Linked DNA regions of Homo sapiens: region 2 is linked to region 1. The links are chromatin loops, found by intact Hi-C in ENCODE. Cell type or tissue: heart left ventricle. All regions are shown on one strand. Each heading gives the region's core, and the rest is flanking DNA. Links, peaks and the distances in the headings are about the cores only. Region 1 overlaps ATP8A1 (ATPase phospholipid transporting 8A1). Region 2 has its middle 15 kb from the start of ATP8A1-DT.

Region 1 (2,928 bases), core at 326-2,825:
CTCAGCAATATTTTATTTATATATATATATTTATATAAAAGAGAGTGAAATGTGTCTTACAAAACAATAAAATGCAAACCTTTTATAGGGATCAATGAGGCAGAAAGTTCCATAGAGCTTACCATTCATCAGGAGAGCAGCCATAATCCTCAGGTTCAGGGACATGGCTTCAGAAAGCAAGAAGAGAGGCAGAAAGAGAGGAAAAATAATCACAGAAAGGCTGGAAACATAAAACCACGAAGAAGGGAAGTATAAAAAGATGGATCACTGAAAAGTTAACAAAATGAACTTTTAGTTGAATCTGAAAGAATGGCAGTTAGTACAGCAAATAGAACATAATGATTCATGGTAGCTCAGCAGGTTTACAAAGTTATCCTGTAACTGTATAGCCAATTTGCCTCTTCACCAGAACATTTACTGATTTTATTCACAAAGTTCATAATTCAGTAGGAATTATTTCAACTTAGCAGTTGAAATGCTAAAGCCAATGGAAAATTAATCATATGTGTTATATAATCAGAATAAAGTGTTTCAAGGTAACAAACATGCTAATATCTTGAAACAAATTATCACACTAATAAAATTTGTCAAATACATTTTAGAAGTAACTTTGGCTACCACGAGATGATGGTTACTTCAACAGGTACATTAAAGTAAAAGTTACCTGCATTTCTATAATTAAATGGAACCTTAGTTTAAGAATTTAAATGATATTAAAAAATTTTCACTTAAACTATTTCACTCATTAAAACACTCTTTATTTCAAACAGGAAACATATTCATTAATATCTTCTTTAATTTCATCCATTCGCTCATCTGAACACTAGGAAAGTCTGATAGATGTACTTCATTTCAGCCAGTCATGTATTCAATTGGAAGGGGCCCATAATACATGACAGACCAGATTTTTTTATTTTCCATTTCTTTCATAATATAATCATATACTTTTCCTGTAAATTTATTAGACATGGAGTTTTAAAATGCAGAGTTCAGTACAAATGAAAAGTCACTGTTATTTTTGACGAATATACAATAAACTTTGTTAAAAACTCATGGGATCCTTTCACTTCCTAAAAGTTCAATCTTTCATCAACCCAGCCAAGGCAGGGACTTCATCATTCCAAGGCACCTCTTCCACTACCAAAACATTAATTTGCTTCCAGTGCAGTATCCACTATATCACTCCAATCACAATGGAGGTGGTCCCTTTTAACTCACTATTCTCTCTCCTACCAAAGGGCTTTTGTGCCTGCTTAAGAAGAAGGGCTAATCAAGCCCTTTGTGGGCTGGACTCCAAGAAAAGGAGTTGGCATGCTGCAAAGCTCTGTGGAAACTGGCTGCAACTCCATGTTTAAAGCAATCACTTCAGATCAGCCTCAAGGCTTGGACCCTAGCCCATGGACTGTGCCAGGGAAGGGCCTGGTACTAACCAAGCAACACTGTGCATGGTCCTGCCAAGCTGCACTAGCCCCAATCTCATACCAGGACAGGGGATAAAGTTTCCCAAGTCATGCAGCTTAAAAGCTCCAGAGCTCAAGTGCCAGAGACCCTCTTCACAACTCTGGCGCAGCCCTGGAAGAATGCTGAGCACTACCTAGAGCCCGATGAGCAGTAGGTGGCCTGCAAACCTGCCACTGATCCTATATGCAAGTTTCCCTGTTATTGCTGCTCCAGAAGCTCTGGTGTCTACGTGGTATCTGGCTTTTTGCCTTTGTATGTGCCAGTGCTATAACATCTACCTGGTAAGTTCTTCACTTAATCAAATTCATTCTTAGATCTCAACTCCAGAATCACTTTCTTAGGGCATATTTCCTTGCCTTCCCTGTTTAGATCAAACCACCCATTATAGCCTCACATAGACCTCTATACTGTGTTAGGACTTTATATTTGTCTGTATGATTACTTAATTAGCATCCACTAAGTGCCAATTAGACTATACACTTTAGGCAGGAGGAAATCATGTGAACTTTTGCCTTTTTTACCTGCATTATCTATCAAAGTGTCACATACATCAACACTTGAGATATACAGATAAATAAATGAATGGAGTTGACTAGAATTTATCACAAGTCATGGTGAGCAGTAAGATAAACATGGCTGTAGCAAGATCTTGGGGGATAGTATTATGATAATCGTGAAATTTCTCGTGGTGAGTCTCTTCTTGGGGTTAAAGAAGTAGCCGATCCTTCCAGCAAATATATAGCTAAACCAAATACTGTCAAGTAAAGTTATTCACACAGTATATTCATATATAAAGATTGCTTTTAAAAACTTATTTTTCATTTAAAGGGAAAATGCAAATGATGTTTTTAATACGAATTAAATGCCTTGTCCACACAAAAAAGCATTTTGTTTGCTTAACAGAATTTCTTTTTATAGACTGTATCTTGTTAAGCCTCATCCAACTTATTCTAAAAGGTCTAAATTTTTTTTTTTTTTTTTTACAAAGATGGCACTTAGGACTGTATCCCAGAATCTTCACTCTATTGAGATTTGTGGCCCCTGAACAGAGAAACTGCTTACCTATTCCGGGTATTCAAGTAACTATTATAAAACTGACTTATTCCCTACAAGAAGCAATTAGCTGAAATGATACTTTAATAACTAATGTTTACAGTAAAATGTCTGGTTTGTCATAAGTTAAATTTACAAATGATATCACAATTCACTTACATTTTACTGTAATTGTCCCATAAAAAGATCTAATGAAATAATCTAATAATTTTGCAGTGCATTCCTAACTAAAAGTTGATTTCTACAAGATAATCATCATTGGCAACTATGTACAAATCTATTTTATTGCCCATCATGAATCCAATTTGGGGCGAAGGTTCAGGGAAATCAAAGAAAATTTATTAAAATTAAATTCTGATGCACGGTTTTAAGTGTTAATTATAATTTTCTTACAAACATGGAATACCCAGAACT
Region 2 (2,928 bases), core at 271-2,770, 100 kb after region 1:
GTTTGGGAGAAAGTTGCTGGCATGAATCCTGTTACTCCTAAATACTTCAAAGTGTGTTTTCCTAAGGCAAGCACATTCTCTTACATAACCACAACACACTGATTAAAATCAGGAATTTAATATTAAAACAATACTATTATCTCATTTACAGACCTTCTTCAGATTTTATCTTTTGTTCCAATAATGTTCTCTAGATCATGTGTTGCATTCAGTTGTCATGTCCTTTTAATCTCTTTCACTTGGAACAGTCTTCCTTTGAATTTCATGATATTGACTTTTTTGAATAGTACAGGCCATTTGTTTTGTACACTACCCCTCAGTATGGGGTTGTCTGATGTCACCTCGTGGCTTTGGCAGGAAGTCATGTTGCGTTGCTGTCAGTGCATCCTACAGGCACAGGATGTGAATACCCCTTTCCTGTTGATGTTAACTTTGACCACTTGGGTTAAGATGGGACTGACAGGTTTGTCGACTGTAAGGTTACTATTTATCCTTTGGTAATTAGTGTTATCTGGTAGGGAGATTAGTTTTACATTGTTAATCAGTCTTACATTGTAATTTCACTCTGTGTATTTGGAACGAAAATTTTGTTGTTGTTTCTTTTACTTTTTAATTTTTCTTTCCCCTAAAGGTGTCTTACTTGTCTACTTGGTTATTCTCAGTGCTGCTGCAGGTACCTACCCTTACATCTTTGTTGGCCCAAGCCTGCAACCCTGTCTGCACTGGCAACTGCCCATACTAGCAGAGTGTTGATGGCAGAGGGAGGAAGCCACAGCTCCCATTGCTCCCTCATCTCTTCAACCTAGAACACAGCCATAAAAACTACATGAAATGTACTTCACTGAGAGTTTTGGGGGTTACCAAAAGAAATTCTATAAGATGGAAAATAAGAAGATATTCCCTTTAAATTCATGACACTTACAAAAAGTTTGTAAACTATACAAAGGCATAGTTTACCTCATACCTTTGTTACAAAAGACATTGAGGCAATTTGTTCTGTAGACCTTATATATACCTCTTCTGTTATGTGGGAAGCTTAGTTCCTGCATGAGATCAGATAAATAACAAAACCAGTATTATCACACTTGAAAACTAATATTAGTTCTTTCATATTGTTACATATCCAGGAGAAGCTCAAGGTAATTTAACTTTTAGTGATTCTTTGCACACAAGTTGGATATCAAAGCTGGAGAAAATTTTCTCATTGAGAAAAACTCTTATGATTGGTGTAAATGTACAGCAATAGTGAAAGGAAACATTTTACTCTGACCTACAGGAAATCTTATTGTTTCTAGTTTTTCTTTACAGAGTAGACAGTGGAAAAAATTATAGAGTAAAATATAGATATTTCCTTTTGAATGTCTTTTTCCAGACATATTAGCTAAGATGTTCAGGGAGCGTGTGTGAGAAATGAGATGGCATTTTCAGTAAGAGCTAACGAGAGGAGTAAGCACACATTGAAATTTCCATTCTGCCAAAAACCTGGTCCAGTGAATATTTCATCTTAAATAATAAGAGGAAAAGCTAATCTCACATTCTCTCAATTTCATTTTAGATTGTTTTCTGGCATTGGGAAGTATAGAGAGAGTTTTCTTTTTCTTTTTTTCTTATCACAACACTGTATGTCTTAAAAATACTGGCAATTGAGAGTGTTGAAATAGTGAGTGAATTATTTGGATTGGTCACCTTGAAGAAGCTGAAAGAACTTGGCAGGTATTCAAAAACTGGAGATTGAATGAGTTAAGGGTAAAATTGATCTGTCTTGCAGCTTTCTGTCTAAAAAACTGCCTCCTTTTTTGCAGTCTTGGAGTCTAAACTCTCTTGTTTCAAACACTGAGAAGTTTTAAAAGCCCTGACAAATGCCAGTAAAATCTATCAAGCAAGGTCAAGGAAACTACTTCCTCTCATCCAGTCATAGGTATCCAGGCAGTTTGCTCAGGCACCTAGAGTGCCACTCAAAGCAAGGCAGTCTGCCGCGCTTGAGCTCTGTTCTTATTTCCCCATAGTACATTCAACTGCCTGAGCATCTGACTCAGACATAGCAGAGATATTGCTGCTGCCAGAGGGTAATAGTTTGTCCTGTTATCCTGGAATGCCCTTGCACTGAGAAAATGAGAAACTGGGCAACTCAATGAATTTCCCATCCTGTGGATTTCTCACTGGCTCTCCCTGGCTCTATTTCTTCTTCCATTTTAGAGGGAATAGTCATCCTGCTTTTCAGGCTACCACCTTTTCTTTGGAATCAGTTGGATGCATTTAATGCATATGGAAGAGATGCTGAGAGGGCATGTAGTAGAAATAAGAATAAAATATTTCATTTTTTTCTGATTTCTTGGAGAATGAAATGTTCCATGTAAGTGTATTTTTCTAGACAATTGAAATCTATGCCTTAAATGTCAAAACTTGTTTTTAACTTTGAGAAATGATGTAGCACAGTGGTTAAGCACACAGACTTTGAGGCAAATTGTCTGTATTTAATCACTCTCTACCTTCGTAACTTCAGGCACTTAGCCCCTTGTGCCTCAATTTCCTCATCTGTGGAGTGAAGATAATAATAGACCTTATCTTACAGGGTTATGGAGAGGATTAAATAGTATTAAATGAGTTATTATATGTAAACATTTAAAACAATGTCAAATATATAGTAAGCATATAGAAGTTATTATTATTAATTTATCCATTCATATACAAATCTTACCCTGAAATGGTACCCATCTTCTTGTTATCTTTTATAGAGTATATTGAACATTGACTACTCAGTGCCTTCATACTCAGGGAAAGAATATAGTCATGCCTTCAGAGAGTCCTAAGATGATGCCGACGATGAAACAATAGCTAACATGGTTTCATGAATGTTCTTGGTTAATCCCTGCAAAAAACCTCTAGGATAGGCACACTAATAAATAGACTTAGAAGGTGTAAGTACTT

Evidence for each region. A loop is a pair of places that touch in the nucleus more often than their neighbours do. Peaks named below come from ENCODE experiments on the same cell type or tissue, not always from the same donor. Only the 100,000 strongest peaks of a DNase experiment are listed, where the experiment ranks them.
Region 2: it touches region 1 in a loop (3-fold over the local background); 5 of 110 quality-filtered maps call a loop at or near these places.

Annotation. Positions count from the first base shown.
Region 1 is chr4:42,569,039-42,571,966 of GRCh38, forward strand. ATP8A1 (ATPase phospholipid transporting 8A1) reads right to left here. Exons shown (of 37, transcript NM_006095.2): 15 at 123-167. Among named protein-coding and RNA genes, the nearest start is that of ATP8A1, 87 kb to the right of the region's middle. In heart left ventricle, for the core only: no CTCF peak of the experiment used is centred there; a DNase peak (open chromatin) is centred at 1,393; H3K27ac peaks cover 941 bases.
Region 2 is chr4:42,671,265-42,674,192 of GRCh38, forward strand. No RefSeq gene overlaps it. Among named protein-coding and RNA genes, the nearest start is that of ATP8A1-DT, 15 kb to the left of the region's middle. In heart left ventricle, for the core only: no CTCF peak of the experiment used is centred there; no DNase peak of the experiment used is centred there; H3K27ac peaks cover 358 bases.